2 separate regions of the Homo sapiens genome follow, and region 2 is linked to region 1. Evidence: chromatin loops called from intact Hi-C (ENCODE). Cell type or tissue: PC-3. All regions are shown on one strand. Links, peaks and the distances in the headings refer to the core of each region. The heading gives the core; the rest is flanking DNA.

Region 1 (16,605 bases), core at 5,695-13,694:
TAAATTGGACTTCATTTTCTCTGGTGCCTCCTTGATTAGTTTAATAACTGAACTTCTGAATTCTTTCTCAGATAAATCAGAGATTTCTTCTTGGTTTGGATCCATTGCTGGTGAGCTAGCATAATTTTGGGGGCATATTAAAGAACCTTGTTTTGTCATATTACCAGAATTGTTTTTCTGGTTCCTTCTCATTTGGGTAGGCTATGTTAGAGGGAAGTTCTAAGGTTCAAGGCTGTTTGTTCAGATTATTTTGTCCCATGGGGTATTCCCTTGATGTAATACTCTCCCCCTTTTCCTAGGGATGTGGCTTCCTGAGAGCTGAGCTGTAGTGATTGTTATTTCTCTTCTGGATCTAGCCCCCAAGCAAGTCTACCAAGCTCTGGGCTGGTAGTGGGGGTTGTCTGCACAGAGTCCTGTGATGTAAATTGTCTTCAGGTCTCTCAGATGTGGATATTAGCACCTGCTTCAGTAGAGGTGGCAGGTGGTGAAATGGACTTCTTGAGGGTACTTAGGTTTGGTTGTTTAATGCACTATTTTTGTGCTGGTTGGCCACCTGCCAGGAGGAGGTGCTTTCAAGGGAGCATGGCTTTGGTAGTATAGGGAGGATCAGGTGGTGAGTGGGGCCCTAAGACTGCCAAGAGTATAAGCTATTTGTCTTCAGCTACCAGAGTAGGTAGGGAGGGACCATCAGGTGGGGGATGGTTAGGCATATCTGAGCTTAGACTCTCTTTGGGCGGGGCTTGCTGCAGCTGCTGCAGGAAATGGTGGCATTGTTCCCAGGTCAATGGAGTTATTTTCCCAGGAGGATTATGGCTGCCCCTGCTGTCATGAAGGTTGTCAGGGATGTGGGGAAAGCCAGCAGTTACAGTCCTCACCCAGCTCCCACACAACCTGAAAGACCAGACTCACTCCCACCATGCTCTGCACCAAGAGCACCGAGTTTTCTTTCAGGCAGTGGGTGAGCAGGGCTGAGAACTTGCCCAAGGCTACCAGCCTCCTAGCTGCAAAAGCGAGCAGGCCTTTTGTGCCTGCTGACTTTGCAGTCTGCACACCTGATTCATGCCCTCCTGCAAATTCTGGCCAGGTGAATTCATGTTTGGTTAGAATTGTTAGAAAGTTCAGCTGGAAGTTTCCTTCTCCCTGTGGTCTTTTCCCACTTCCCTTGACAGCCCTCTCCAAGGACCCCTTTGAAACAAGTCTTTAAAAGCTTTCCTGAAGACCCAGAGAGCCCACAGGGCTTCTTCTGCTTCCTCTACCTCTGTATTTAGCTCATCTCTCTAAATTGACTCAGCTCGAGGTAAGGTCAGGTCCTTATCCCATGATCTAGACTTTCAGGTTCCCAAGTGAGGGTGTGTGTATGAGAGCAGATGATTCCTTTTTCCCACTTTCACATCTTGGGCACTCATAGTATTTGGGCTGTCTCTGAGATCCTGCAGGAGAAATTTGCTTCCTTCAGAAAGTCTGTGGGTTCTCTCAGCTTTCCTGGTTCATTCCTGCAGTAGTTCTGAAGCAAAAGTTCATGATGCGAGTTTCCACACACTGCTCTGAGTGGGAGCTGCAATCTATTTCTGCCTCCTGTCTGCTATTTTTGTCAAAAAACTGATTTTAAAATTCCTCTTTATTTCTACTAAATTAGAAAATTAAAAGCCAAAATGTTAGATCAGGAATAATAATTGGATGAGAGGGTGTTGGGCATATGGTTAAGATTGAAACTTAGAATCAGGTGGTTCCTGATTGCATTCCAGTTCTGCCATTTATGGGCTGTACGATATGAATACAGTTTCTTGACCTCTCTGTGCTTGACTCTTCATCCGTACAGTGAGGATCATACTGCCTAAATCCTAGGGTTTTGGTAAAATTAAAGCAATTAGTACAAATAAGGGTACCCAAAGTTTGCCCAGCACATAACAAGTGTACAGGAAATTTATTAGCTCTTATTTGTTGATTCTGTTAGATCATGATCAATATTAAGCCTGAAAACAAGGTGGCCACATCAGTGATTTGTAACTCATGTTTATTCTAGTCAGTCCGGGGCTGTAATAGTAGTCGAATGTTTATGATACTATCCTTTTTTTAAAAACTATTAATATTTTTATTGGCAAATAAGAGTTATATACATTATGAGGTACAATGTGAAGTTTGAGTATATGTACATAATATGATTATGTTGAGTTAAATAACACATGAACTCACCTATCATTTTTGTGGTGAGACACTTGAAATTTACTCTTAGTTATTTTAAAATATACAGTAATTATTGTTTATTGTAGTCACCCTGCTTTGCAATAGATATCAAAACATATTTACCCTGTCTATGTGAAACTTTGCATTCTTTGATCAACAACTCTCTGTTTTCTTCCCACCACACCCAGCCTCTGGTAAAGATTATTCCACTTTCTACTTTTTTGAGTTAAACTTTATTCTTGCAGTATTTGTCTTTCTGTGCCACAGTTATTCCATCTAGCATAATGTCTTCTAAATTCATCTATATTGTTTCAAATGATAGGATTTACCCCTTTTTAAAGGCTGAACAATATTCCATTGTGTATCCAATATTTTTTTTAAAAAATGAATTTAAAAGGCCAGGTGTGGTGGCTCATACCTGTAATCCCAGCACTTTGGGAGGCCGAGGGGGGTGCATCGCCTGAGGTCAGGAGTTCGAGACCAGTATGGCCAACATGGTGAAACCCTATCTACTAAAAATAACAAAAATTAGCTGGGTGTGGTGGCAGGTGCCCGTAACCCCAGTGACTTGGGAGGCTGAGGCAGGAGAATTGCTTGAACCCAGGAGGTGGAGGTTGCAGTGAGCCGAGATGGTGCCATTGCACTCTAGCCTGGGCAACAAGAGTGAAACTCCATCTCAAAAAAAAAAAAAATTAAATATATTTATTGATTGAAAAACTCATGGAAGGATATTTCTGTGTTAAAGAACATGTTAATATAATTCAGTATACACATATCTTAATAGCTAATTTGTACTGAGCACTAACCATAATACTACTTATGTGTTAATAAATTTAATTCTCACAGTAACTGGATAACATAGGCATTACACTTATCCTTATTTTGCAGAGAAAGAACCAGAGCTATGGGTAGAAATGACTTGCTCATAATAGTAGAATATTAAAACACAGGCAAATATGTCTCCAGAGATAGCACTTCTGAGTACAACAATAAAAACCCTCTTTAACCAGAAAGGAAATAATTAACACTCACTTTTAATAAAAATTAACAAAAATTGAATAATTAGATACATTTTCATTGTTCTGCGTGTTTGTGAATGTATCAAATGGTACATAAGAAATAAGCCAGAAAAAATGTTAGTTAATATTTTAATGAATAAAATTGGAAAGTAGTTAATTATTATTTGCAGATATCTTTGCTTTGCTAACAAAAGCAACTAAAAGATGATTTTAAAGGTCTATTCAGGTGGGTAGGCAAAATTTTAAGATATTCCCCAGGATTGCCAGTCTGTTGCACACCTGCTGTGGAATCCTTTTTCCTTGATTGCAAAAGAATGTGTGACTGTGTTGGAAAATCATTCATAAAATCAGATTGTTAATGTGTTGCTTTTGTGTTCATCAAAAGGGAGATTATCCTGATTGGGCTAAAGTGAATCAGAGGCGCTTTTAAGAGAAAGGGATACATGATAGAAAAACATCCCAGCTGGCCTGGAAATAAGTGACTTCTACATGGGCCATGCTGTAAGCTGCTTATGGAGGACACATGGCAGGAAATATATTTGTATATTGTCATCATTTCTGCCTCCCACATGTTGCTTCCAGTAGGGAGGACAAGGAGAATCCCATTGCAGAGGAAAAAAAGGGGGGTCTTAGTCATGCAATAAATAATCACCTTATCTGAGATAGCTTAAGATAAACAGAGGAGACCACAACACAACCACATCAATGAGAGGAAAAAGGCAGTCTGGTTGAAAGAGCCCACTGGCGGCCGGGCGCGGTGGCTCACGCCTGTAATCCCAGCACTTTGGGAGGCCGAGACGGGCGGATCACGAGGTCAGGAGATCGAGACCATCCTGGCTAACACGGTGAAACCCCGTCTCTACTAAAAATACAAAAATTAGCCGGGCATGGTGGCGCGCGCCTGTAGTCCCAGCTACACGGGAGGCTGAGGCAGGAGAATGGCGTGAACCCGGGAGGCGGAGCTTGCAGTGAGTCGAGATCGCGCCACTGCACTCCAGCCTGGGCGACAGAGCGAAACTCCGCCTCAAAAAAAAAAAAAAAAAAAAAAGAAAAGAAAGAGCCCACTGGCATTGAAACGGGAAAGGTTCCCTTGTTCCCCTCACAAAGTGTGTGATGCGGGTGTGGTTCACTTCTTTGGTGCTCCACTGCACTAGGGAAGCATACAGATAGGCAGACCGACCCCACGGCAGTGTCTAGGGGTAAATGTTTACAGTTCCTGAAGCCCCAGTGGGCATGTGTTACAGGGCGCTCTCTTAGTTTGCCGTCTATAGGCAGCTCGTATTAACCAGCTCAATTAGACCCCCTTCCTTATCACCAGGACAGGGGGATTTCTGTATCCTGTGGTTTCTTGCCTTGGTGTACCAGAATAATCGGATCACACGTGGGCTTGGAGAATGAGTGTAAAGTTTTATTGAGTGGCATAGCTCTCAGCCAATGGGGGAGGCAGAAGGGAGATGTTCTTTCCCTGGAGTTGGGCCGCTTGGTGGCCCTGGCTCTCCTCCGACTGCCCGGACCAAACTCAGCCTAGTCCTACCAGTTGATAGCCTGCTGGTGTGCTGGTGCCTGCGGGTGTGCTCTTCTGCCAGCGTGCTCCTCTCGACGTCCTCTTGAGGACCAGCCACTTGCATCTTCCTCTACCGATGTGCTCCTCTCCACATCTGGTCACTTGTGTCTCTGCCTTGCTAGAGTCCCGGGTTTTTATAGGCCCAGGATGGGGGCATGGTGGGCCAGGGTGGTCCTGGAAAATACATTTGGGCACAAGGGCAGAAGTGCCTGTCCTCACTTAGGTCCGTGGGGGTGGAGCCCTGGCCAGTGACAGCGCCCTCCTCTACCCAGCAGTTCCCTTCCCCACTTCCATATTATTTAAACGGACCATGCTCTTCCCTTCCCAAGCACTTTTTTTTTTTTTTTTTTTTTGAGACGGAGTCTCGCTCTGTCGCCCAGGCCGGACTGCGGACTGCAGTGGCGCAATCTCGGCTCACTGCAAGCTCCGCTTCCCGGGTTCACGCCATTCTCCTGCCTCAGCCTCCCGAGTAGCTGGGACTACAGGCGCCCGCCACCGCGCCCGGCTAATTTTTTGTATTTTTAGTAGAGACGGGGTTTCACCTTGTTAGCCAGGATGGTCTCGATCTCCTGACCTCATGATCCACCCGCCTCGGCCTCCCAAAGTGCTGGGATTACAGGCGTGAGCCACCCAAGCACTCTTGTATCAGCCTTATGAGGCAACATTTAGTAAGCTGTAGTGAATGGTCAGCCTCTGGGATACCAATAGTCTACCAAAAAGGCTGAACTCATTCTAATTAAATCAGCATGTCTGCACCATTCTGATGACCCTGTTTTACATTATCCTAGGTACCCTCCTAGAATTAAAATTATCATGAAAAAGCATACCTAATTTTTCATTTTCACAATTGAAAAATTTTGAAAACAATAAATTTAATAATGAACTTCTGCTAATTTTAGAGGATTCTACTATACTGTAATCCAACATATATATTTCTTTTTTTTTTTTTTGGAGACAGAGTCTCACTCCATCACCCAGACTGAAGTGCAGTGGTGTGATCTCAGCTCACTGCAACCTCAACTTCCCAGATTCAAGCCCTTCTCCTCCCTCAGCCTCCAGAGTAGCTGGGACTACAGGCATGCACCACCACACCTGGTTAATTTTTGTATTTTTAGTAGAGATGAGGTTTCATCATGTTTGCCAGGCTTGTCTCGAACTCCTGACCTCAAGTAATCCACCCACCTCAGCCTCCCAAAGTGCTGGGATTACAGATATGAGCCACTGCATCTGTCCATAATATGAGTATTTCTTGAAAGCATGAACAGTTATGTGGATATTTGCTCTTAGATTAACATAATAAAAGTAACAAAACATTTAAAATCAGATAAAATTAGTCAAAACCACATCTTTTCAATGGCTTAGCATAATTGCCATGATTTTTGAAATGGACAGATTACTAACAAGAAGCAAAGACCAGATTTAGGATTTGCTCCGTTATTAAGTCCTTGATATTTCAGGGCAGTACAAGAATTTCGATAGGTAGGAAAATGCATACAATATACACACATGGCTTTTCTCTGATTTGCTTTAACATTAAAAAATTGAAGATTACAAATCTAATCTCTTAATTTACAGTAAATTTAAAAAGGATTTATTTTTCCACCAAGAAAATAATTATATAAAATTAATGGGTAACAGATGCCTTTAGCTGCCAGAAAATAGCATGACTAGATTCAGTAAGTATGTAGCCACGCAAATAACAGTCCATTACATTAAGACCCTAATAGGTGCATGTGGAAAACATTTCTGTGCTATGTTGTGCACCTTCACTCTGCACTTTCTTCTGCCTGTTTACAGAGATACCAATTTCCCCTGAGTAACTCAGGGTGAATACCGGGAATTGAGAATGCTGTGTTCAGAGGGATTACTACAAACATCATTAACACATTTTTCCATATTATAAAGACATTTCATAAATCTTATTCTGCCTCACAAAGGCTTTTAGTAAAAAAAAGTTTCTTTACAGTGTTCAAATTGAATTCATGAAAAATTTCAATATTCTAGGTAAGTCAGAGACACTTAAGTGTCAACAAAATTTCATAATACATACTTGAATGAGATAAAGTCTTCTTAACTAAGAATTTTATTTTATTTTATCACTACATTTAGAGAAGAATAAAAAACTGGTACTTTGAGCCAAATAACAGTGTTTGGCACGTGAGTACCACCCAAACAAGTGCTTTTCATCATCATCATTAAAATGGCAATCCATGTGCTTTCCTGGCACCAGGTGGCCTGTTTTCCACTGATATAAAGTGGAGAAGGCTTTATATTAAAATAATGAAGGAGGGTGATATAAATTGAATACCTGTATGAAATACAACTTATAATAAAAAGCAGAAAGAAATCTTACCACTAATGCTTCTCCTATAAAATATCACCAGAAATTAACTGGTTATTATCCTCAGTTTTCCTTCCATGAAAAATGGCAGGGACACATTGTAAGGAACATCAAAAGAGAACAGATGAAGTAGCCAAAGGAAACAGGTTATCTGATCAGACAGCTAAGTCAAAGGTGAGGAAGCCTCAAAGAATTAACACACTTCAAGCCCTTCGAATATAGGAAGGCTCCATAAGAGAAAATAAACCTCAGTATTTCTCTGTGGAAATAGAATGGGCTGCTTCTTGAGGGTATATTTTCATCTCTCAGGATGGCTACAGTCAGAGGACAGAGGATGGCAAACTCCATTTGCCAGCCTCAAGCCAATGGAAAGTCCTTAAAATCCTTCAACAAGTTTTTCACTTAGGAAAGGATAAATCTTATCATTGTGTTCAGAGATTCTTTTCAGGCAGAAAACCTCTAAGTTGGTTAAGCATGTAACCTCTCTAGCTCACTTCCAACAGGAATTGACACAACTGGCAGAAGCCCAACCCCAGGAAATAGGAACACCTTTGTTTAACTCGAGATTTGGCATTAGTGAAAACTCTCTCCTTTCCTAAACTCAAACTGGGAAGAGCCCTACACTGATTTTCTTTCAAGCCCCTTGGCAGTAAAAGTTACAGGTATCAAATTCTGAATGCATCACACTCAAGTCAAAGCCTGAAGAGCTGAGGGAGCAACCTCTGACAGCCCAGAGGAATGTCCTGAATATCAGTGTGGAGAAATAGAAGATCTTAACCTGAAAATCGTAAAAGATAAGTAACTGAGTGAGAGCTACTCATCTTACTCAATCCCATCTACCTCACCAGATACTTTAAAAAAATTCTACATTTCCTCTCAAAATTCACCGCCAAATATTAGACCTTCTTTTTAATGCATATTTGCCAGAAATTTCAATTATACATAGAATTGCATTTGTAACTTCATAAATTCCCAAAGGAGAATGTTATAGCTTGGCAAGTAAAGTTTTAAACAGAAACTATTTACTACACCACTTTTGCAGGAATTGTTATATTCACGCTATTATTTGCAATAGAACTGTACACTGTGGCACCCACAATGTGGAATTCTGGTTGTAAAATTCTAATTGCTGAAACAATTTGCCTAATTATTATCTTTGTAAAAGGATTAGCAGTTGCAGAAAAGATTTAGTCAAGTTTGTTTTGCTTATAGCAGGAGTAAGAGTTATGGATAGGAAGTAAGCATGGAAGTTTTACTATCGTTAAGTTTGATAGGACTTTGTATTAAAGATTAGTACTATGGTGCACTCTAAGCTATGGAAAGAAGGTTATAAAAAGATTTTATATAAGAAAATATCTTGTATGGTAAATTCTTGTCCTGAAAGGAAATGACTGGCTGTTTAAAGGAAGGATGTTTAGGACAAGTCAGAAATTTTAAGAATCTTGTAAGAGGGCCTGTCATGAAAGAATTTAATAATTAAAGGAAAGAAATTGCTAAGATCAACACTAAAGTTATTTTAGCCACCCAATAACGTATTCTCCCAATGATATTGTAAGTTATAAAAGATGGCCTAAACCTAATAGTATTCCCTAATGGCAAGTCATGGGGGAAATGTATGTTTTCTCAAAACAAATGTTACTTTCATATTAACATTTCTGGCAATGTACAGCAACATCTAGTGGAGGCAAACTGGTATTACAATCCATTGGTGTAGCTAACAGCTAACAAACTCTGCTGTCACAGTTATGGTCTATAGGATCTCTACTAACAATGGTAAGCTAAATACTCATATTCTAACCCTATATTTCAAGCCTTCTTGAAAAATTTCTCTCTTTTCACCTAGAAACAATTAAACCTTAAATGGTGCTATGAACAGAGCCACACATGGACACACCATTCTTTTGAGAACCCTTAGATCAACCTCAGAAGGAGCCCCAACTGCTGTCCCCCTGCCACAGCACTCCTTTTCTTTCTTTTCATTTTTTCTCTCTTTTTTTGTTTTTTGAGATGGAGTCTTGCTCTGTCACACAGGCTGGAGTGCAATGGCATGATCTCAGCTCACTGCAACTTCTGCCTCCCAGGTTCAAGCAATTCTTCTGCCTGAGCTTCCTGCGTAGCTGGGAATACAGGCAGATGCCATCACGCCTAGCTAATTTTTGTATTTTTAGTAGAGATTGGGTTTCACCATGTTGGCTGGTCTTGAACTCCTGACCTCATTATCCACCCACCTTGGCCTCCTAAAGTGCTGAAATTACAGTCGTGAGCCACCGCGCCCGGCCCACAGCACTCCTTTCCAACAGGAAGTACCCAGAAAGAGTTACGTTTGCCAAGCCCAGCTCGGTCGTGGAGACCCTAACCCAGCAGCACTAGAGGAATTAAAGACACACACACAGAAATATAGCATGTGGAGTGGGAAATCAGGGGACTCACAGCCTTCAGAGCTGAGAGCCATGAGCAGAGATTTACCCACATATTTATTGACAGCAAGCCAGTGATAAGTATTGTTTCTATAGATTATAGATTAACTAAAAGCACTCCTTACAGGAAACAAAAGGATGGGCCGAAACAAAGGGATGGGCTCTGGCTAGTTATCTGCAGCAGGAACATGTCCTTAAGGCATAGGTTGTTTGTGGTTTAGGAATACCTATAAGTGGTTTTCCGCCCTGGATAGGCCAGGTGTTCCTCGCTCTCATTCCGGTAAACCACAGCCTTCCAGCATGGGCGTTATGGCCACCATGAACATGTCACAGCGCTGCAGAGATTTTGTTTATGGCCAGTTTTGGGGCCAGTTTATGTCCAGATTTGGGGGCCTATTCCCCAGCATATCCCCCTTCTTGTTTTTGCAGGGCAATAAAAGCAAAGGCAGCTTTATCACGGTGAGCTACTTCTCGCAGGAGTCAGGATCTGCATCTGCAGACTACACAAAGACAAACAACACAGATTAATAACACAATCATCATTGAAATCACAGAGCTTCCAAGTGTTTTCATCCATTTTAATGGGTTACTGGCTGCTAATCCGTCTGCAGCTCCTTCAAGCACTCCAGTTCCTGGTATTAAGGTCAGATGTGCCTGGGATGCTTTAAATATTTGTTCTTTTAACTTTGCAATATCCAAAAACCAGTTTGTATAGTGTCCTTCTAGATGGTTTTTTATTCGTTCCCAAATTTTGATCTTATTAAGAGCCATTAATAGTTTCCACAAATCCTTTTGTTAATCTCCTACGGCGGGTCATATCATTTGAGGTTGAGGTGCCACTATACCGCCATGTTTCCAGATAATAAGAACTCTTGCCATACTTCTTACCATTTCTACCATCTGACTGTTTTCTTCTGACCAGCTGAACATAGTGTGGCCATGGCACACATACTCAGAGGTACAATTCAAGCTAAACATCCCCTTAGGAGACCGATCAATAATGATTCCATAGGAATCATTGCGCAGCACCTCTGCCTGTTCTGCAATGCAATCTTCCCAAACAAGTACATTCATTTTTTCTGGCCAGGTTCAATTCTGTTTACAAATAGGTTTTTGAGGGTGGTATGCCTTAATTATAGGAGCAGATTCATTATGGCAAATACTGAGATCAGAAAGCATGTGTAACTGGGTCATAGAGTGATTACATCCAGGCATTATTGCCAGCCAAGATTGATAGATATGCCCAATAAGTATAATTGTTCTCTGTGTCAGCGCTTGCTGAAGGAATACTCACAGCAATGGTGATCACCGCTCTCATAGCTATCATTAAATTACTCATTGTGACTGGTTGTCCCGCTTTCCTCAGGTTTTCTTCCACCATCTGTGACAGCTTCTTGATCTTTCCCCAAGTAGGTGGCTGTGTTCGACGGGTGTTGCTCGTGACAGTTGGGGTCCTCCTCAGCATCAGTCTTGACATGGCTGCAACTGGGGGGTCCTCAGGATTCTCCCAGAATCTCTTCCACAGCATCTGGCTCATGATAAGGTTTTAGGTGTCTTGATGGTATCTAAATCAGCTGCTGGTTCTGGCCTGGAGAAACACAAGCATAATCTCTACCCCAAGTTATTATTTTACCTATTTCCCAACTTTTTGTTATCAGATCTCTCCACCAAACCAGTTGTTCTGCTTCTGTCTTTGCAGCTGGTTTCTGTAGATGCTGTTCAGCTGCTGATAGCATCTGGCCCTTAGGCAGGCTCAAAAAATTTAAAGTCAATAATGCTAGATTCAATTGTATATGCAGTGTCCCATAGTCCCTGTTTCCCCCCGCCCCCTTTGTTTTTGCTACTGCTGTTTCAGGGACAGATTCATTCTTTCTACTATGGCTTGTCCTTGAGAATTATATGGGATACCAGCAATGTGTTTAATATTCCACATAGAGAAAAATGTAGCTAGAGCTTGGCTAGTACAGCCTGGGGCATTATCTGTTTTAATAGAGGCTGGAATGCCCATCACCTCAAAACATTGCAAAAGGTGACATTCAACACAGGCAGAAGACTCTCCTGATTGGCATGTAGCCCAAAGTGGGAAAAGGTGTCCACACATACATGTACATAAGCTAGACTCCCAAACGAGGGAACATGTGTGACATCCATTTGCTAAAGAGAATTAGGTTCCAATCCTTGAGAATTAACTCCTCCTGTAAAAGATGAGGAATGCACCATTTGGCAAATTGGGCATCACTCGGTAATAGCTTTAGCTTCTTTCCAGGTAATGCTGTATCTGCGTTTGAGACCAGAGGCATTAACATGGGTTAAATTGTGAAAGTGTCTAGCATTAGATATTGCAGTAGCAACTAGGCGATCAGCCATTTGATTCCCTCCAGTTAAAGGTCCTGGAAGAGGTGAATGAGCCCTAATGTGAGTGATATAAAAAGGGTGCATTCTACTCCTAACTGCTATTTGCAATTGGGTAAATAAAGTCATCAGTTGTTCATCTGTATGAAATCGTAACTGAGCATTTTCAATTAATTGTGTGGAATGAACCACGTATGAAGAATCAGAAATCACATTAATAGGCATAGTAAAAGCAGCCAATACCTCAATTACAGCTATAAGCTCTGCTTTTTGAGCTGAAGCATAGGGGATCTGAAAAATTTTACCTTTCCAGCCAGAGTAAGAAGTTTTACCATTACTAGACCCTACAAGGAGCCCAGGGACCCCAAAGCAGGGAGCAAAGGATGTTTCTCCCACCTGGAGCACAGCCCTGTTGCAGAAGGCACAGTCTCGGCTCGGGGAGCCCGGCAGGGATCCAGGCGTGGTGGGGGAGGGGGCGCCCGGGCGGAGCTCACCTGCGGCGGTGGGTCGTAGGGTCCCTGGCTTGTGGAGAGAGGTTGGCGCTGTTCCTTGGCTCCGCTCCCCAAAGGGCAAAGCGCCAGGAAGTCGGGCTCCCGGCGGTCTCCAGGCTCTAGCCCACCCGCGCCCAGGCCGCACCCACCGCGTCCCCTCCGCCCCCACACAGGGTGTGGAGCGTCCCGACCGGGCGTCAGCGGGCAGGGCCATGCAGCTCCTGTGGACGCCCAGAAGCGCGGAGCCCCTTCCCACTAGGGCCTGGAGACCACTCTAAACTGGCTCGGCGGCCCTGGGACTCGGGCTCCGGCTCCCGTGGTCTAACCCCTCCTGGGGGCTGTGTCCTCGCCGGACGCCAGGTCGCTGGAGACCTCTGGGTCGCCCCGGCTCCTGGCGGCTCCTGGTGCCACGCGGTCCGGAACTGGCTTGCCTGACATGAGAGGGACAGAGCGATGCGGCTGGCGGGGCTGGGGGTCCCCGCTAGGTGGGAGAGCGGCGGGGCTGCTGCTGACCGGAGCAGCCTGGGTCTGTTCTGGAACCGTCGCCCTGAGGCCCCTCCGCCCCGCAAACCCTCCGGGTGCGGTTTGGGAGTGAAGCCGGACACCAAACACCATCCACGCTCAGCCCCACGTGGGTCCAGGAGTCCCGAGCCCAAGCCCCTGCACCTGTATTTTAATTTTTTTAAAAAACCTGAGGGTTAAAGTCAGGCAAGTCAGCTGACTCAGTGTTTGCCTCCTGCTGCCTAGATGTGACCAGCGTCTTTTGCTGGCAGTCAGAGACCAAGCCCCCCCAGGCCCTCCAGGACCCCCTGACTGGTGAGGCCATCCTCTGCAATTATGAGCAGCACTGAGGTGCTCCCTACCCAGGGTCACTGCCTGAGCCGGCTAGAGGCCCAGCAGGGGGCACTGGAGCTGTGAGACCCAACCTCCCAGAAGCTGCCTCCTCCTGCCCAAGGAGGCTGCGCATCCTCACTCAGGGCTGTGAAGGGGAATGAGGGCAGCTCACAGGCTAAGGGGCCGCTGAAGGCAGTTTTTCTGGACAGCTGACTTGCGAGCCTGGAGGAAGAGTTAGGGTGTGTGTGTGTGTGTGTGTGTTTGTGTGTGTGTGAGAGACAGAGAGAGAGAATTATTTCATTCAAGGACATCTGTGTGTCTCAGTAGAGTAAGAGTGAACAGCAGCATCCCTGCAGAGGAGCAGCATGTGGACAGAGTCACAGGCTGGCTGGATCACAACAAATCCTTGTGGGTCAAGGAGAGCAGATTCCGTGATCAGCTGCTGTCTGGGTTTTGTGTTTGCCTTTTCCTGCTGTTCCATTAAGCCAGGGCACTGGGGCCAGATTGCCCTCAGCCATGGCCAAGGGTTCCCTGACAAGCTGGGGAGGAAGAATTCCCTTCCCAGCCCAGGGGCACAGGTCAGAGCAGCCTGTTCAGTGTGGATCTGAACTCAGAGAGTGGAAGCCACTGTCTCAGAGTCACAGAGCAGGTCAGTGGCAGGGCCCGTGTCCCTGACCTCCAAGCTCTATGTCTCTGAGGAAATATTCCACCCAAGAGCATGAGAGTTCTCTGAGCATGGACTCCCTGGCAGGTGAGGTCATTTTACCCATTATCTCTTTTCATCCTCATTGTGTGTGTGGTTTGTATCAATGTCCCCGTTTTATGGCAGGAAACTTAGGCACAGTGAGGAGCAAAGGCCTGTGCAAAGCTATAGAGCTCAGAAGTGGCTGAGCTGACCAGACAGGCTTCCTTCACCATTGCTCTGCTCCATTTGGAGGTTGGACAATATGCCTTGGGACCAACAGTCACAAGCTTGTGTGGGCTCAGGGGAGATATTCATTAAAAACTAGAATCCATGAAGCTTCCAGCCCCACTCATTTCTGCAGGGGCAGGTGGCTGTGCTTGGCATGGGCTCCTCATTGCTCAAAATAGAGCCTTCTCTTCCAGATAGAGCCTATTGTCCCAAAGGTGAGTGAGGTTGCAGCCCAACCTGGGCAGGGTGATATCTTCTGGGCTAGACTGGAAACTCAAGCCTTGCAGCTGGACAAGTTATGACTTCTGTCCTGCCTCAGTCACTCCTAGGCTGAACGACTCTGGGCACATTGCTCTCTAAGCTTCTGTTTCCTTATCTTTAAGATGGTGACAATGACATCTCTTTCCCACCGTAGCTATTGGTGTTTAGTAACTCATCAGCCTTAGGAGTTGGCATGCATATTCTCTGGCATTACCCAATGGCTGTATTTGTGAGTTTTCCCTGGTCTATGGGGACCTTCCTGAGGGCAGAGGGCAGGGACCAGGTGTCACTTGACTCAGGACCCAGACAGGCACAGCACAGCCAGAACCAGAGGGGGCAGGGCCTGGGTATGATTGGAATCCAGGCATCTGGCCCAGTTTTTCTGGCTCTGTCTTCCCCACCTTTTCCAAACTGATCTAAGGATCAGATTTGCCATGCTGCCCAGACATCCTGGTGGCCCTGTCTGAAGAAGCAGCCTCAGAATTTCTCTGGTGCCAGCTGGACGACTCAGAGAGAAAAACTGGTCACCAATTTCTGCTTCAAGTGGGTAGGGAAGAAAGCTACCACTTGCAGCTACTTATTATGTGTCACCAGCCAGGCACTTTTCCTACTTAGTGGTCACCTCAGCTAAGTCATAAAGACACAGAAAGGAGTGCCTTGCCCCATGTTCACAGCTGATAAGTGGGGTGTGGGAGAGGAGGTGCTGAAATCCACATTTATCTAAACCTTTCAGACCCATGTGCATTTCTCCATTTTTACCACATTGTCCCCTCCTTGGTGACAGCCTGGGCTGCTGCTCCTGCCTCTCACTGGCCTCTCTGCCCCCAAGCTGCCTGTGCCATAGGAAGCTCCATGTTGCGCTTTCAAACCAGCAGCCCAATCCATCCCTCACCTACTTGTGCCTTTCAATGACTCATTGTCCTCAGAAAATGACCCTGGCTCCTAGGTGTCCACACCTTTGTGGCCCTGGGTGCAGTGGCTCACATCTGTAATCCCAACACTTTAGGAGGCTGAGGTGGGTGGATCACCTGAGGTCAGGAGTTCGAGACCAACCTGACTAACATGGCAAAGCCTGGTCTCTACTAAATATACAAAAATCAGGCAGGCATAGTGGCGAGCACCTGTAATCCCAGTTACTCAGGAGGCTGAGACATGAGAATAGCTTGAACCCGGGAGGCAGAGGTTGCAGTGAGGAGAGGTCATGCCATTGCACTCCAGTCTGGGTGACAGAGCAAGAGTCCGTCTCAAAAAAAGAAAAAGCAAAGAAAAATGAAAAAATGAAATAAAGTGATCTACACCCCTTCTTTCAGAATCCTGAACCTGATAATCCTGTTGCTATTTGGTGTTAAAAATGTGCTTCAAATGTTTCTTTTTCGGGGGGGCGGGGGGATGGAGTCTCACTCTGTCACCCAGGCTGGAGTGCAGTGTCACAATTCAGAGATTTTTCTTTAATGATAATCTCAGCCTTTTTAATGATAATTCACCAGCCTTCGCTGCACTGCCAGGAGACCTTGAGATGTCCCCCTTCCCTCTTTATGAAAATGTGCTATGTTTCTAGACAACATGGAAAAATAGAAAAGTACAATTATAAAAAAAAAGCAAATCACAGATGAAAACTTATGGTAGACTTTATATAAACCCCCAAAACAGGCAACACGCAAATGTATATTGTTTATAGATAAAATTGCATAAAGTAAATGATAACACAAAATTCAGATAGTGGTTACATTGGAATAGGAGGTTAATAGGAGACTTCGGAGGTATCCACTTCTCAGGAGTGTGTGAGGGTTTTATGTAGCCAGACTGAAAGTTTCATGAGAGTAGAGACCAATATTTTTTCTTCATTTTATTTCCTAAGCCTAGCAAAAAGGATGGCACATCGTGTCTGCTAACACACACTTTTCAGTTAAATGAATAAATACACGACCTTGTAAGCGGTCAAGCTACGCAGATCAAGACTTTATTATTATTAGTTACTATAGTTAATTAATAGATTCAAATAGAAGGTAATAAACCATAGGATTCAGAAAGCACTATTGAAAGTTTAATGTTAAAGTAGCACTCTTGGGTAAATTAAAACTCTTAGTTCCTAAATTTGTGACCATTATAATTACATTTAAATTGCCACATGAGTATGAAACATGAAATCTGACTGAAGGCAAGCATAATTTAGAGGAAAAGGCAAAAAAAAGAAAAAAAAATGAAAACCTGACCGGGTCAGATCCGCAA
Region 2 (16,605 bases), core at 3,494-11,493, 530 kb before region 1:
TTTTTGTCCATTCAGTATGATATTGGCTGTGGGTTTGTCATACATAGCTCTTATTATTTTGAGATATGTCCCATCAATACTTGATTTATTGAGAGTTTTTAGCATGAAGTGTCGTTGAATTTGTCAAAGGCCTTTTCTGCATCTATTGAGACAATCATGTGGTTTTTGTCTTTGGTTCTGTTTATATGCTGGATTACGTTTATTGATTTTCATATGTTGAGCCAGCCTTGCATCCCAGGGATGAAGCCCACTTGATCATGGTGGATAAGCTTTTTGATGTATTGCTGGATTCGGTTTGCCAGTATTTTATTGAGGATTTTTGCATCAATGTTCATCAGGGATATTGGTCTAAAATTCCCTTTTTTTGTTGTGTCTCTGCCAGACTTTGGTATCAGGATGATGCTGGCCTCATAAAATGAGTTAGGGAGGATTCCCTTTTTCTATTGATTGGAATAGTTTCAGAAGGAATGGTACCAGCTCCTCCTTGTATCTCTGGTAGAATTCAGCTGTGAATCCATCTGGTCCTGGACATTTTTTGGTTGGTAAGCTGTGAATCATTGCCTCAATTTCAGAGCCTGTTATTGGTCTATTCAGAGATTCAACTTCTTCCTGGTTTAGTCTTGGGAGGGCGTATGTGTCAAGGAATTTATCCATTTATTCTAGATTTTCTAGTTTATTTGCGTAGAGGTGTTTATAGTATTTTCTGATGGTAGTGTGTATTTCTGTCGGATTGGTGGTGATATCCCCTTTGTCGTTTTTTATTACGTCTATTTGATTCTTCTCTCTTTTCTTCTTTATTAGTCTTGTTAGAGATCTATCAGTTTTGTTTATCTTTTCAAAAATCCACCTCCTGGATTCATTGATGTTTTGAAGGGTTTTTTGTGTCTCTATTTCCTTCAGTTCTGCTCTGATCTTAGTTATTTCTTGCCTTCTGCTAGCTTTTGAATGTGTTTGCTCTTGCTTCTCTAGCACTTTTAATTGTGATGTTAGGGTGTCAATTTTAGATCTTTCCTGCTTTCTCTTGTGGGGGCATTTAGTGCTATAAATTTCCCTCTACACACTACTTTGAATGTGTCCCAGAGATTCTGGTATGTTGTGTCTTTGTTCACGTTGGTTTCCAAGAATATCTTTATTTCTGCCTTCATTTCATTATGTACCCAGTAGTCATTCAGGAGCATGTTATTCAGTTTCCATGTAGTTGAGCGGTTTTGAGTGTGTTTCTTAATCCTGAGTTCTAGTTTGATTGCACTGTGGTCTGAAAGACAGTTTGCTGTAATTTCTATTCTTTTACATTTGCTGAGGAGCGCTTTGCTTCCAACTATGTGGTCAATTTTGGAATAGGTGTGGTGTGGCACTGAAAAAAATGTATATTCTGCTGATTTGGGGTGGAGAGTTCTGTAGATGTCTATTAGGTCTGCTTGGTGGAGAGCTGAGTTCAATTCCTGTATATTCTTGTTAACTTTCTGTCTTGTTGATCTGTCTAATGTTGACAGTGGGGTGTTAAAGTCTCCCATTATTATTGTGTGGGAGTCTAAGTCTCTTTGTAGGTCACTAAGGACTTGCTTCATGAATCTGGGTGCTCCTGTATTGGGTGCATGTACATTTAGGATAGTTAGTTCTTCTTGTTGAATTGATCCCTTTACCATTGTGTAATGGCCTTCTTTGTCTCTTTTGATCTTTGCTGGTTTGAAGTCTGTTTTATCAGAGACTAGGATTGCCACCCATGCCTTTTTTTGTTTTCCATTTGCTTGGTAGATCTTCCTCCATCCCTTTATTTTGAGCCTATGTGCGTCTCTGCATGTGAGATGGGTCTCCTGAATACAGCACACTGAAGGGTCTTGACTCTTTATCCAATTTGGCAGTCTGTGCCTGTTAATTGGAGCATTTAGCCCATTTACATTTAAGCTTGTTACATTTACATTTAGTATTGTTATGTGTGAATTTGATCCTGTCATTATGATGTTAGCTGGTTATTTTGCTCATTAGTTGATGCAGTTTCTTCCTAGCCTTGATGGTCTTTACAATTTGGCATGTTTTTGCAGTGACTGGTACTGGTTGTTCCTTTCCATGTTTACTGCTTCCTTCAGGAGCTCTTTTAGGGCAGGCCTGGTGGTGACAAAATCTCTCAGGATTTGCTTGTCTGTAAAGTATTTTATTTCTCCTTCACTTATGAAGCTTAGTTTGGCTGGATATGAAATTCTGGGTTGAAAATTCTTTTCTTTAAGAATGTTGAATATTGTACCCCACTCTCTTCTGGCTTGTAGAGTTTCTGCTGAGAGATCAGCTGTTAGTCTGTTGACTTTCCTTTTGTGGGTAACCCGACCTTTCTCTCTGGCTGCCCTTAACATTTTTTCCTTCATTTCAACTTTGGTGAATCTGACAATTATGTGTCTTGGAGTTGCTCTTCTCGAGGAGTATCTTTGTGGCATTCTCTGTATTTCCTGAATTTGAATGTCTGCCTGCCTTGCTAGATTGGGGAAGTTCTCCTATATAATATCCTGCAGAGTGTTTTCCAACTTGGTTCCATTTTCCCTGTCACTTTCAGGTACACCAGTCAGATGTAGATTTGGTCTTTTCATATAGTCCCATATTTCTTGGAGGCTTTGTTCATTTCTTTTTATTCTTTTTTCTCTAAACTTCTCTTCTCACTTCATTTCATTAATTTGATCTTCAATCACTGATACCCTTTCTTCCAGTTGATCGCGTCGGCTACTGAGGCTTGTGCATTCATCACATTGTTCTCGTGCCATGGTTTTCAGCTCCATCAGGTCCTTTAAGGACTTCTCTGCATTGGTTATTCTAGTTAGCCATTCATCTATTTTTTTTTCAAGGTTTTCAACTTCTTTGCCATGGGTTTGAACTTCCTCCTTTAGCTCAGAGTAGTTTGATCTTCTGAAGCCTTCTCTCAACTCGTCAAAGTCATTCTCCATCCAGCTTTGTTCCTTTGCTGGTGAGGAGCTGCATTCCTTTGGAGGAGGAGAGTTGCTCTGATTTTTAGAGTGTCCAGTTTTTCTGCTCTGTTTTTTTCCCCATCTTTGTGGTTTTATCTACCTTTGGTCTTTGATGATGGTGACCAACAGATGGGTTTTTGGTGTGAATGTCCTTTCTGTTTGTTAGTTTTCCTTCTAACAGTCAGGACCCTCAGCTGCAGGTCTGTTGGATTTTGCTGGAGGTCGCTCCAGACCCTGTTTGCCTGGGTGTCAGCAGCGGTGGCTGCAGAACAGTGGATATTGGTGAGCAGCAAATGCTGCTGCCTGATCATTCCTCTGGAAATTTTGTCTCGGAGGAGTACCCGGCCATGTGAGGTGTCAGTCTGCCCCTACTGGGGTGTCCCTCCCAGTTAGGCTGCTCAGGGGTCAGGGACCCACTTGAGGAGGCAGTCTGCCCGTTCTCAGATCTCAAGCTGCGTGCTGGGAGAACCACTGCTCTCTTCAAAGCTGTCAGACAGGGACATTGAAGTCTGCAGAGGTTATTGCTGTCTTTTGTTTGTCTGTGCCCTGCCCCCAGAGGTGGAGCCTACAGAGGCAGGCAGGCCTTCTTGAGCTGTGGTGGGCTCCACCCAGTTCAAGCTTCCCGACCACTTTGTTTACCTACTCAAACCTTGTCAATGGTGGGCACTCCTCCCCTAGTCTCACTGCCACCTTGTGGTTTTATCTCAGACTGCTGTGCTAGCAATGAGCAAGGCTCCGTGGGCATAGGACCTTCCAAGCCAGGTGCGGGATATAATCTCCTCGTGTGCCATTTGTTATGCCTGTTGGAAAAGCACACTATTAGAATGGGAGTGACCCTGTTTTCCAGGTGCTGTCTGTCACCCCTTTCTTTGACTAGGAAAGGGAATTCCCTGACCCCTTGTGCTTCCTGGGTGAAGTGATGCCTCGCCCTCCTTTGGCTCACCCACGATGCACTGCACCCATTGTCCTGCACCCACTGTCCGGCACTCCCCAGTGAGATGAACCCAGTACCTCAGTTGGAAATGCAGAAATCACCCATCTTCTGCATCGTTCATGCTGGGAGCTGTAGACTGGAGCTGTTCCTATTCAGCCATCTTGGCTCCACTCTGCCAGCACTGAAGTTTTAAAACCAAGAAATGACTTAGGTTTTAGAAATTAACAGTTGTATAAAACCTTCAGAATACCACAGGGAAAATAAATCTTTGTTTCAGAAATAAATTTTGAAGTTTGAAAACAAAGCAGAAAACCTGTTTCTGAAAACGGAAAGGACTGTTTTAAACACTGAGCACAGTTCTTCCACAGCTCTTTGAAACTCTTCAGTAGTTCCACTCTGACTTCTGGAGATGGCCAAGTAAGATATACCCCAGAATGCCAGCAAAAGAAAAAGTGGGAAACCATTAGTTCCCTAGGGGAAGAGCCAAATGATCTCAGATCTCAGAAGAGCCAAATGATCATGCATTTTCAGTAGAGATAGGATTTCACCATGTTAGCCAGGATGGTCTCAATCTCTTGACCTCATGATCCGCCCACTTCGGCCTCCCAAAAGTGCTATGATTACAGGCGTGAGCCACCGCTCCTGGCCCTGGAACTATTGTTCTTAGCTGCAGAGGTCACATTAAATTAAGCCAAGGCCAAGACTAAAGGTTCTACACATCTAAGGCAGCAAAGGCAGTACTTTCCAACTAGTTATGATGTAGCAGGATGAGCCACAGACAAAACTCCTCAGACACCATGTTAAAGAAGGAAGGAGCTTTATTTGGCTGGGAGCTTCAGCCTTTATTAGCAAGGAAATTGAGAAGGGCTGCAGTGTGAGTTTGGGAGCCTTTTAGGGAGGGGCTACAGAGGAGGAGTTCCTCTACATATAGAAGAAGGTGGCTGGGGGAAAGATCCAAGGAGGCGAGGTCTTGGGCTAGGGCTTGCCTGGAGAAATGAGGGCTATCCTTGAAGCCCTGAGGGAGGACAGTCCACGTGAGTTGTTGTGACTGGAGGGTGTTGCAGTCAGTTTGGGTGAAACAAAGAGGTTTATGGAATCAGGGTGTAGGGGAATGGTGAAGAAGGCATTTTTCAGGTCAATTGCAGTGTAGTGGGTTGTGTTGGAGGGGATGAGAGAGAGAAGTGTATAGGGGTTAGGGACTACAGGATGAACAGGGAGGACAGCCTGATTGATAGCTCAGGGGTCCTGAATGAGTTGGTATGAGCCGTTGGATTTTTTAATAGGGAGGATGGGGTTGTTATATGGAGAGTGTGTTGGTCTAAGAAGACTGTGTGAGCAGAGCTTGTTTATGGTGGGTTGTAAGCCCTTTGGTGTGTTAGGGAAATGGGATATTGGGGAACGTCGGGAAATTTAGAGGGGTCTTTTAACTGGATTTTGATGCAGTCCTGGTGAGCAGCTATGGCAGGGGTGGTGGTGTCCCACACTACTGGGTTAACGAGAGAGGTGGGTAGCGGGTGCTGGAGAGGGGGTCAGATGCCGGACTAGCAGAGAGAAGCAGGAGGGACTTCTGGTTGAGGGGGACAGGAAAAGGTGATAAAAGCTGCAAAATTGGCTAAAATGTCTCGGCCTAGGATGGGGGTGGGGCAATGAGGCATGATAAGGAAGGAGTGTGAAAAAATAGTATTAAATAGGGAACAAGTAAGGGATTCAGTAGCACGTGGACAGAAGACAAGTCCATCAACCCCCACCACAGAGGCCTGGGAAGGGTAAGTGGGTCCTAAAAATTCAGGTAAAGCCGTGTAGGTGGCCCAGCTATTGATTAAAAAAAGAGATCGGCTTACCTGCTATTAGCAGAGTTACCCTGGGCTCCAATGCAGTGACGGCAGATGGGGCCAGGGTCCCTGGGCTCCATCAGTCTTCAGTGGCAAGGCCAAGGAGCTGTGGGGGTGTGAATGATTTTTCACTCTTTGCTTTGCCAGGGCCTTGAGGAACCGGCCGGTTAGTCTGCTTAAGAGGACAATCGGACTTCCAGTGACCGGTTTGTTGGCAGGCTGGGCAAGGAGTTTTTGGCACTTGTGGGTTAGGGCATGCTTGGGCCCAAGGGCCTTCTTTTTCACATTAAAACAGGGCCTGGGAGGGTCACTGCTATCAGGTCTTTTGTGCCCCTGGGCAGCCTGGGTAGGCTGACAAATAGCTGCTGCTAGGAGCTGGTATTTATTACCATCTCGTTGGGCTTTATCTAATTTATTTTGCTTATCTCTGTTGTTGAAGACCTTAAAGGCCAGGTTAAGGAGGTCTTGTTGAGGGGTTTGAGGGCCATCTTTTGTATGTCAGGAGCAGACTGAGAGATGAAATGGATATTAAGAACAATAGTTCCAGGGCCAGGAGTGGTGGCTCACGCCTGTAATCCCAGCACTTTGGGAGGCCGAGGCGGGCGGATCACGAGGTCAGGAGATCGAGACCATCCTGGTTGACACAGTGAAACCCTCTCTCTACTAAAAACGCAAAAAATATTTAGCCGGCCATGGCGGCAGGTGCCTGTAGTCCCAGCTAGGCGGGAGGCTGAGAGAGGAGAATGGCATGAATCCAGGAGGCGGAGCTTGCAGTAAACCGAGATCGCGTCACTGCACTCCAGTCTGGGCGACAGAGCGAGACTCCATCTTAAAAAAAAAACAGAACAATGGTTCCTTCCCGGGAGGTGGGGTCAACAAGGGTATATTTTTGGAGGGCCTCTGTAAGGCGGGAAAGAAATTCAGCAGGGTTTTCATTTGCTCTTTGGGAGATTTCTTTCAGCTTTTCAAAAATTATGGCCTTATGGGCTGCTTTGTTAAGGCCTGTGATGAGGCAAGTAATCACATGGTTATGAGATGCCTGGCCAGGTTATGTGGGTTGGTACTCCCAGGAAGGTCTTCTCGGGGAACTGCAGCGGCCCCTAGGGGCTTAGTAGGGTCTTGCCGATGAAGATCGTTGGCATGCGACTGAGCTGCAAGCCACACTTTGTTTTGTTTTGTTTTTCTTTCCTGGGAAGAGAGTAGAAGAGAGGATAATATGGAGATCAAGCCAAGTGAATTTGTAAGATGGGGTGAGGTATTTGAGCTTTTTGATATAAGTGTCAGGATTGGAGGAAAAGGATCTGAGACGTTTCTTAATTTGGGAAAGGTTGGAGAGGGAGAACGGAATGTGGACGTGAACAATTCCTTTAGCCCCTGCCAGCTCTCGCAGGGGAAGTAAGGGGGCCGACTGCTGGGCCTGCTGGAGGTGGAGATGGGGAGGAATTAGAATCAGAATCTGGGTGGTTGGAGAGAGGAGGGGAAAGAGGTAAGGCAGGAGCGGGAGCATATGGTGGAGGATTGTGATGATTTGGGGGAGGATTACGGTGTTGTCAGGGAGAGGAAAAGTCAGCAGGGTTAAAGAAGGAGGAATCGTCAGAAGGAAGGGGAGCTGAGGATGAGTCTGGCTTGGAGCGGGCAAGGAGGATTTGAAAACCAGAACAGGGCTGACAAAGGGAGGGGCAGCTACGGAGGGCAAAAAAGGCCTGAACATAAGGGATTTCAGACCACTTTCCATTGCGATGGCAAACGTTGTCCAGGTCCCTGAGGGTGTTAAAATCGAATGTGCCATTTTTAGACCACTGGGAGCCATTGCCCAATTTATACTGAGGTCAGGCTGTGTTACAATGAAAGATGAGCCTTTTTGGCCAAATTTTGGAATGGAGGTTAAGGGTGTTAAGGTTACGGAGGAGACACCCGATGGGGGGATGCCTTTGAGGGAGTGGACTGGGAGGCTCCCATAGTGGAATGAGAGAGGGGTAGAGATGGAAGACTTGGCCAGAGACAAGGATGGCGGGAGAAGGCGTCCCCTGTCCCACAGTTTAAGTCGGAGAGGTACGATAATCCCCCGTACAGGCATCACTGATAGGGAGACATCGAGGGTCTCCTGGAGGCTGGGACGAGGAAACCTTTGGCCCAGCGCTGGGTCTTTTGGGAAGGAAAGAGCGGACAAGGGTTCCGGACGGAAGGTATGTCTCCTTTACTCACTCCTGAGGTGTCCCTGGTGTTGGATGTGTTCGCCAGCAATGGAAAAGATGTATGAGATCCTTGGGTCTCTAGCAGGTTCTGGAAGGGGGAGTTCGGCCAGGGGAAGGAGCAGGGGGAGGATAAAGGGAGAAAAGGAGGCCGAACTCTACCACCTTCCCGGTTTCGGCACCAAGACATAAGGTATAATTGGAAGGACAGCCGAGAAAGGAGTGAGGCCAGCAGACCCAAGTTCAGGCAAGCTGATTTATTGTCAGTCCTGCCGGGCTACCTCCTGACAAAAGCAGAGGAGGCAGCCCCTCTTACAGACTACAACAGGGCTTTATAAGGTGAGTAACTGGGTCAGGGTGGGGCAGCTGAGTTGGGTGTGCAGGAGGGCTGAGTTGGGGTGGGGGAGCTGAGCTGAGGGTGCAGGTGTCTTGACCACATCCTGGAGATGTTTTTGCCAGCTTTGTTATGCGAGGTCAACAGACATGTTAACCACATCCTGTAACTGCCTGGACAAACAATTACTGGAGGGGTCGGTGAAGGGGTGTTTGTCTTTAGCCCTGGGGAAGCAGTGCAGAGGTCACAAAGGACTGCATTATAACACCCATGGGAAGGGAGGGGAACAGTCTGGTCGGGATGACCCTAACACCCAACCCCCAAACCAAAAAATAAGACATCTCCATAGACACTTATGAAAGATCAGCTCAATTACACAAGTATTCCTAGCATTTACTTGGAGCCACATGTTTCAGAGACCAGCCAGCAGGGCCAAGTCTGAAGTAGAATACAGACCAGAGTTCCAAAAGCTACACATTGTTAGTTTTCATTCTTTACATTGGGAGAATACTCCCCTGGAGGAGGGACAGAGGGGCCACCATGTTGGAACTACTAAAGTTGCTGGAACTCAGAAGCTACAGAATACTATATCAGAAGTCTGATTCTTTGATACTTTATGAGTGGTTGCATTGTGTATACATGAGATATATGACGGCAAGGCTTTCACAAGACAAATGTAATGTGCAATTTTGAAAGACCACCTACTGCTAAGAGTAATAGCTAACAACTTTCAGGTGTTTTTTTGTTTGTTTGTTTGTTTTTGAGGCTGAGTATCTCTCTGTCACCCAGGCTGGAGTGCAGTGGCATGATGTCAGCTCACTGCAACCTCTGCCTCCTGGGCTCAGGCAATCCTCCAACCTCAGCCTCCCGAGTAGCGGAGACTACAGGTACATTAGCCACCATACTCGGCTAATTTTTGTATTTTTTGTAGAGTCAGGGTTTCACTATGTTGCCCAAGCTTCCATGGTCTTGAACTCTTGGGCTCAAGCAGTCCTCCCACCTTAGCCTTCAAAAGTGCTGGGATTATAGATGTGAGCCACCACACCCAGACTTTCAGTTTAAATAACATGCATAATTATCCATTATTACTATCAAGAATAATAGAAGTCTGATTCTTTGATTCTAATATATTCCTCTACATACAGATGTGTGTGTATGCACGTGTGCACATGCATGTGTGTGTATTTGCTAGCACATTATCTTATTTGCAGAGTCTTGGATCATGACAACATATACTCATACTTTCTCTTAATCACGAGGGTTCTTGAAGTCTTTAGCAGTTTTTTCTTAAATCATTAGATGTTGGCAAAATACATTTTAATACATGTCACATGCAAAAGCCTGGAAAATATCATCCACACTCATGACTTCCAACTTAAGCCTATATGCTGATGAGTCCCAACTATGTGCTTCTCCTTAATTCCAGAAGAATATATACACTCTTTCCCAGTGATCTCATCTGTTCCCAGGGCTTCAATTACCATTTATATGCTGATAATTTCCAAGTATATATCTCCATCCCTGATTTCCCTCTCTTTCGTAATCCAAAACACAACGTGAACTACATAGCAGACATTTTCTACCTCCATCAAAGGACCTTTCAAACTCAACCTGCTTGAAACCAAACTGACTATTTCAGCCCTTCAAAGCATGTTCTTCCTATATTTTAAGCACACTCATTTGTTCAACAAATATTTACTAAGCACTTATTATGTGCCACAGCACCACCACCCAGAAAAACCAAAAGTTCTAGATTCTCCCTTCTGTCCTCATATCCAGTCACTAAGTCATGTCTATTGTACTCCCTCTATTCTCTCAAGTTTAGCTTTTATTCTCCTATTTATGGTCCCCTGCCCTATCATCTGTGTTACTAAAACTCCCTGCCACCGCTCATTCTCCAGTCATCCTCCAGATGAATAATGTTTCCCTTCTTAAAATGTTTTCCATACTCCACATCATCCTTGGATGTAACCCAAACTCCTCAGCATTTCCCATCTATTTTTCTAGTTCATCTTCCCTCTACTTCCACATCTGTGCTCAGAGCAATCCCAACTATTCCAGTCCAATAAATGTGTCATTTTGTCTCTTAACTCTGTACCTTTGTACATGCCTTACATGATAGCCCCCTCTTTTTTTTTTTTTTTGAGACAGGGTCTCTCTCTGCCACCCAGGCTAGAGTACAGTGGTATGATGGTAGCTCACTGCAGCTTTGAACTCAGCCCTCTTAAGACAACTAGGCATACTTCCTCCACAGCTCAAGAGCCCTCAGGCCTTCACATGGTGCCCAGCTCTATGGCAGGCCACAGTCGTGCAGCCTTGACATCTATGTTTTTCCTTGTCTGGATCCCTCACTAGGCAGGGAGCTCCTTGCTGGCAGTGATTTTATCTAGTTCATCAGCTCCTAGCTCAGTACCTGGCATAGTATCAGCACTAAATAAATGTTGGTTGAAGTAAAGAATACATTTTAAAAACTTTTAAATATTTATGCAGAAATGGCATATAAAATTCATTATTAGTGAGTTTGTTTTCTGCAAATTTCCATCTGTTTTCCAAAACAGATAACTGTGGTCCTCAGTGCCATCACTCCATGAAACCTAACCTGGAAACTGCTTCTTGGGTCACATTCTCATTTCTATGGTGCTCAACATGTAAAGCTGCCAGTGCTAGAAGTAGTTCTCCAAAGTGGGCCAAATTCACATTACTGGTGACTGTCACTACTTAACAAGGATAACATCTGTGTACTTGGGGAAATGATGGAACTTGATTTTAAGAGTGGTAGCTCTATGAGATCAGTGACAATTAGCTCTGCAACAGTCTCAGGCTAATCCTGCTGAAAATGGCTTTTTCAATCGCAGAAAACTGTACCCACTAGATCTCCCCAAGCATAAATTAGGCTTAGTCTCTAGATTATTAAAGGCATAAAGATGTAGGGATATTATATGTGTGTATGTATGAGTGTACAAATATGTGTGTGTATGTGTGCTGGAACCAGGCAGGTTGCTGGAAGTCAGAAGTGACAGACACTTTATGAGCGGTTTCCTTGTGTGTACATGAGATATATGAAAACAAGGCTTTCATGAGACAAATGTAAAGTATGATTGTGAAAGACCACCTACTGTTTAGAGTAACAATTAATTTTCAAATATTAAATAACAGAAATATTTATTAATTATTGCTGTCTAAATAATGAAATCTTTATATACATACATAAAATCTATGTATGTAAATATATAAAACATATACAAACACCACACTAGGTAAAGTTATAGTTTAAAAAATATTTCTTTACTTGTCACCTCCTCTTCAATCTTCAGTTTTAAAAGAGGGGCAACTCGCAGGGCACAAAATTGGCTCACACCTGTAATCCCAGCACTTTGGGAGGAGGCTGAGGCAGGTGGATCACCTGAGGTCAGGAGTTCAAGATCAGCCTGGCCAACATGGCAAAACGCCATCTCTACTAAAAATACAAAAATAAGCTGGGTGTGGTGGTGAGTGCCTGTAATCTCAGCTACTCAGGAGGCTGAGGCAGTAAAATCTCTTGAACCTGGGAGGCAGAGGTTGGAGTGAGTTGAGATTGTGCCACCACACTCCAGCCCGGGCAACAGAGTGAGACTCTGTCTCAAAAAAAGAGACTCATGTCTCAAAAACAATAATGAAAAAAATAAAAGAGGGGCAACAAGGCTCCCAGGGCCACAGAGAATAAATAAATATACTTCAAATTCACCACCCCTTCTTCATTCTTTGCTGCCAATCAGTTTAGACAATGATACATTCAGAGAATCAATGTTCTTCAGCGATATGCCACCCCAGGATCTCACTGGACAGTGGTCAAGTTCTCTAGACTATGTCTTTAGGGGTTTAGTCTTACATTCATTCAAACTAATTAATTCCATTAAAACCTCTGTACACGGCACTCTACTCACCACTCTAGAGGATATCACGATGAATCAAACATGGCTCCTGCATTCAGTAAGCATAGAGTCTGGAAGAGGCCATGAATAAGCTACGTATTTCAAAAAACGTGGATACTAAGTGACAAGTACAGATAAAGTATTTCTCTGAACCCAGTGCAATTGGGACACCCTTCTATATTATCTCTGCACACATGCAAATTTCTGTATTCAAATATTTTCCAATCCTTTGCATCTGTCATGTGCCAGTTAACTTTCTAATATATACCAAGTGAAGGCTTTTAATCACCTCCCTATATCTGTCACCCTAACTCTTCCTCTCTTCACCACGTTTCCATCAGCTTCAATCACTCAAAACAAAATTTGACAAAGAGCAATGAAGAATCCCAGGGTCACGTGATACACACTGTAAGTACTGATATGCAGGGTTTGGAAGACAGGCAGCAGAGCCGTAATTAAGGAGAAGAGTATGCAAATAGAATTCTGATTTTTGTTTTCCAATGAACGTCATCCCTTTCTTTTTTATCCTTTTTCCTACTTAGGCCTCTATTTGGAAGAACTTTTCCTTCAACTTTCAATTAGTTGACCTAGGCAACTACTTGAAAGTTTGGCCTAATGCAGACAGAAATTAAGAGAACTTTCATGAGGCCCTTTATCCTACGCAAATGAAATTTCCATGTTTGAAAATCCACTTTGGATTATGTCTTTTTTTTTTTTTTTTGAGATGGAGTCTTCCTGTGTTGCCCAGGCTAGAGTGCAGTGGAGCAATCTCACCTCACCACACCTCTGCCTCTGGGATTCAAGCAATTCTCCTTCCTCAGCCTCCTGAGTAGCTGGGATTACAGGCATGTACCACCATGTCCAGCTAATTTTTATATTTTTAGTAGAGATGGGGTTTTGTCATGTTGGCCAGGCTGGTCTCGAACTCCTGGGCTCAAGCAATCCACCTGCCTTGGTGTGAGCCACCATGCCCAGCCTGGATTATGTCCGTTTAAATGTACATTTATGAAACTTGATGTCTTAGGTAAGAAACACCAAACACTGAAGAAAAACTTACATACATTCAGTGTATGTTCCCATAACTGGCACCAAGTTGCATTATTTTCACAAACAATACCACAGGTATGTCAGGCGAAGATAAACATATGCATTTATATATACATGTACAATATATCTTTAATTTATCTTGAAATTATAATATCTTATAAGCAAGCACCAAATACTCACATCTTATAAGATTTGACTAGTCTACTTCTTCCAGAGAGTTATGGTAGAGCCAAATGAATTAAACCAATATCCTTTATCACTTACCTATAAAAAACAAATGGTTTTTTGACCTTAAAAAACTGGTTACTTCTTTAGAAACCTTAGTACATTGGTAAAAATAAATCAACTACTTAAATATTGGCTTTATGAAAATATTATGTTTGCAATACATTTCTAACTCTGTTCATTCATTCATTTAGTCTATAAATATATATTGAGTACCCATTATTTGTATCCTCTACTGTGCTAGACACTGGGATACAAAATAATAATAATATCTTCAAGACGATCACAGTCTAGTAGGGAAGTTACCATTAGAAACATGAACTTCAGAGCATGAGTGACACAGAAGACGGGTGATTTCTACATTTCCAACTGAGGTACCGGGTTCATTTCACTGGGGAGTGCTGGACAGTGGGTGCAGGACAGTGGGTGCAGCGAACCTAGCATGAGCCGAAGCAGGGCAAGGCATCGCGTCACCTGGGAAGTGCAAGGGGTCAGGGATTTCCCTTTCCTAGTCAAAGAAGGGGTGACAGATGACACCTGGAAAATCGGGTTACTCCCACCCTAATATTGCACTTTTCCAATGGGCTTAACAAATGTCACACCAGGAGATTATATCCTGCAACTGGCTCGGAGGGCCCTACGCCCATGGAGCCTTGCTCATTGCTAGCACAGCAGTCTGAGATCAAACGGCAAGGTGGCAGCGAGGCTGGGGGACAGGTGCCCGCCATTGCCGAGGCTTGAGTAGGTAAACAAAGTGGCCAGGAAGCTCGAACTGGGTGGAGCCCACCACAGCTCAAGGACACCTGCCTGCCTCTGTAGACTCCACCTCTGGGGGCAGGGCACAGACAAACAAAAGACAGCAATAACCTCTGCAGACTTCAATGTCCCTGTCTGACAGCTTTGAAGAGAGCGGTGGTTCTCCCAGAATACAGCTTGAGATCTGAGAATGGGCAGACTGCCTCCTCAAGTGGGTCCCTGACCCCCAAGTAGCCTAAATGGGAGGGACACCCCAGTAGGGGCAGACTGACACCTCACATGGCCGGGTACTCCTCTGAGACAAAACTTCCAGAGGAATGATCAGGCAGCAGCATTTGCTGCTCACCAATATCCACTGTTCTGCAGCCACCGCTGCTGATACCCAGGCAAACAGGGTCTGGAGCGACCTCCAGCAAAATCCAACAGACCTGCAGCTGAGGTTCCTGACTGTTAGAAGGAAAACTAACACACAGAAAGGATATCCACACCAAAAACCCATCTGTAGGTCACTATCATCAAAGACCAAAGGTAGATAAAACCACACAGATGGGGGGAAAACAGAGCAGAAAAACAGGACACTCTAAAAATCAGAGCAACTCTCCTCCTCCAAAGGAACACAGCTCCTCACCAGCAACAGAATAAAGCTGGATGGAGAATGACATTGACAAGTTGAGAGAAGAAGGCTTCAGATTATCAAACTACTCCGAGCTAAAGGAGGAAGTTCGAACCCATGGCAAAGAAGTTGAAAAACTTGAAAAAAAATTAGACAAATGGCTAACTAGAATAATCAATGCAGAGAAGTCCTTAAAGGACCTGACAGAGCTGAAAATCACAGCACGAGAACTACTTGATGAATGCACAAGCCTCAGTAGCTGATGCGATCAACTGGAAGTAAGGGTATCAGCAATGGAAGACGAAAGGAATGAAATGAAGCGTGAAGAGAAGTTTAGAGAAAAAAGAATAAAAAGAAATGAACAAAACCTCCAAGAAAAATGGGACTATATGAAAAGACCAAATCTACGTCTGATTGGTGTACCTGACAGTGACGGGGAGAATGGAACCAAGTTGGAAAACACTCTGCAGGATATTATACAGGAGAACTTCCCCAATCTAGCAAGGCAGGCAAATATCCAAATTCAGGAAATACAGAGAATGCCACAAAGATAATCCTTGAGAGAGCAACTCCAAGACACATAATTGTCAGATTCATCAAAGTTGAAATGAAGGAAAAAATGTTAAGGGCAGCCAGAGAGAAAGCTCGGGTTACCCACAAAGGGAAGCTCATCAGACTAACAGCTGATCTCTCGGCAGAAACTCTACAAGACAGAAGAGAGTAGGGTACAATATTCAACATTCTTAAAGAAAAGAATTTTCAACCCAGAATTTCATATCCAGCCAAACTAAGCTTCATAAGTGAAGGAGAAATAAAATACTTTACAGACAAGCAAATGCTAAGAGATTTTGTCACCACCAGGCCTGCCCTACAAGAGCACCTGAAGGAAGCACTAAACATGGAAAGGAACAACCGGTACCAGTCACTGCAAAAACATGCCAAATTGTAAAGACCATCAAGGCTAGGAAGAAACTGCATCAACTAATGAGCAAAATAACCAGCTAACATCATAATGACAGGATCAAATTCACACATAACAATACTAAGCTTAAATGTAAGTGGGCTAAATGTTCCAATTAAAAGGCACAGACTGGCAAATTGGATAGTCAAGACCCATCAGTGTGCTGTATTTAGGAAACCTGTCTCACGTGCAGAGACGCACATAGGCTCAAAATAAAGGGATGGAGGAAGATCTACCAAGCAAATGGAAAACAAAAAAAGGCATGGGTGGCAATCCTAGTTTCTGATAAAACAGACTTTAAACCAACAAAGGTCAAAAGAGACAAAGAAGGCCATTACATAATGGTAAAAGGGATCAATTCAACAAGAAGAACTAACTATCTTAAATACATATGCACCCAATACAGGAGCACCCAGATTCATAAAGCAAGTCCTTAGTGACCTACAAAGAGACTTAGATTCCCACACAATAATAATGGGAGACTTTAACACCCCACTGTCAACATTAGACAGATGAACAAGACAGAAAGTTAACAAGAATATACAGGAATTGAACTCAGCTCTCCACCAAGTGGACCTAATAGATATCTACAGAACTCTCCACCCCAAATCAACAGAATATACATTCTTTTCAGCACCACACCACACCTATTCCAAAACTGACCACATAGTTGGAAGCAAAGCACTCCTCAGCAAATGTAAAAGAACTGAAATTACAACAAACTGTCTCTCAAACCACAGTGCAATCAAACTAAAACTCAACATTAAGAAACTCACTCAAAACCGCTCAACTACATGGAAACTGAACAACATGCTCCTGAATGACTACTGGGTACATAACAAAATGAAG

What was found. Hi-C counts contacts between places; a loop is a spot of excess contacts. Peaks named below come from ENCODE experiments on the same cell type or tissue, not always from the same donor. Only the 100,000 strongest peaks of a DNase experiment are listed, where the experiment ranks them.
Region 2: a loop joins it to region 1, with 2.4 times the contacts of the local background. A loop is called at or near these places in 4 of 110 quality-filtered maps.

Annotation. Positions count from the first base shown.
Region 1 is chr7:64,943,624-64,960,228 of GRCh38, reverse strand. No RefSeq gene overlaps it. Among named protein-coding and RNA genes, the nearest start is that of ZNF117, 39 kb to the left of the region's middle. In PC-3, for the core only: CTCF peaks have their summits at 8,790 (motif pointing left) and 13,260 (motif pointing right); a DNase peak (open chromatin) is centred at 8,788; H3K4me3 peaks cover 991 bases; H3K27me3 peaks cover 1,153 bases.
Region 2 is chr7:65,467,733-65,484,337 of GRCh38, reverse strand. LOC124901660 (a long non-coding RNA gene) reads right to left here and starts at 8,254. Exons shown (of 3, transcript XR_007060365.1): 1 at 7,923-8,254; 2 at 5,727-6,905; 3 at 3,963-4,066. In PC-3, for the core only: a CTCF peak has its summit at 6,807; a DNase peak (open chromatin) is centred at 8,347; H3K27ac peaks cover 400 bases.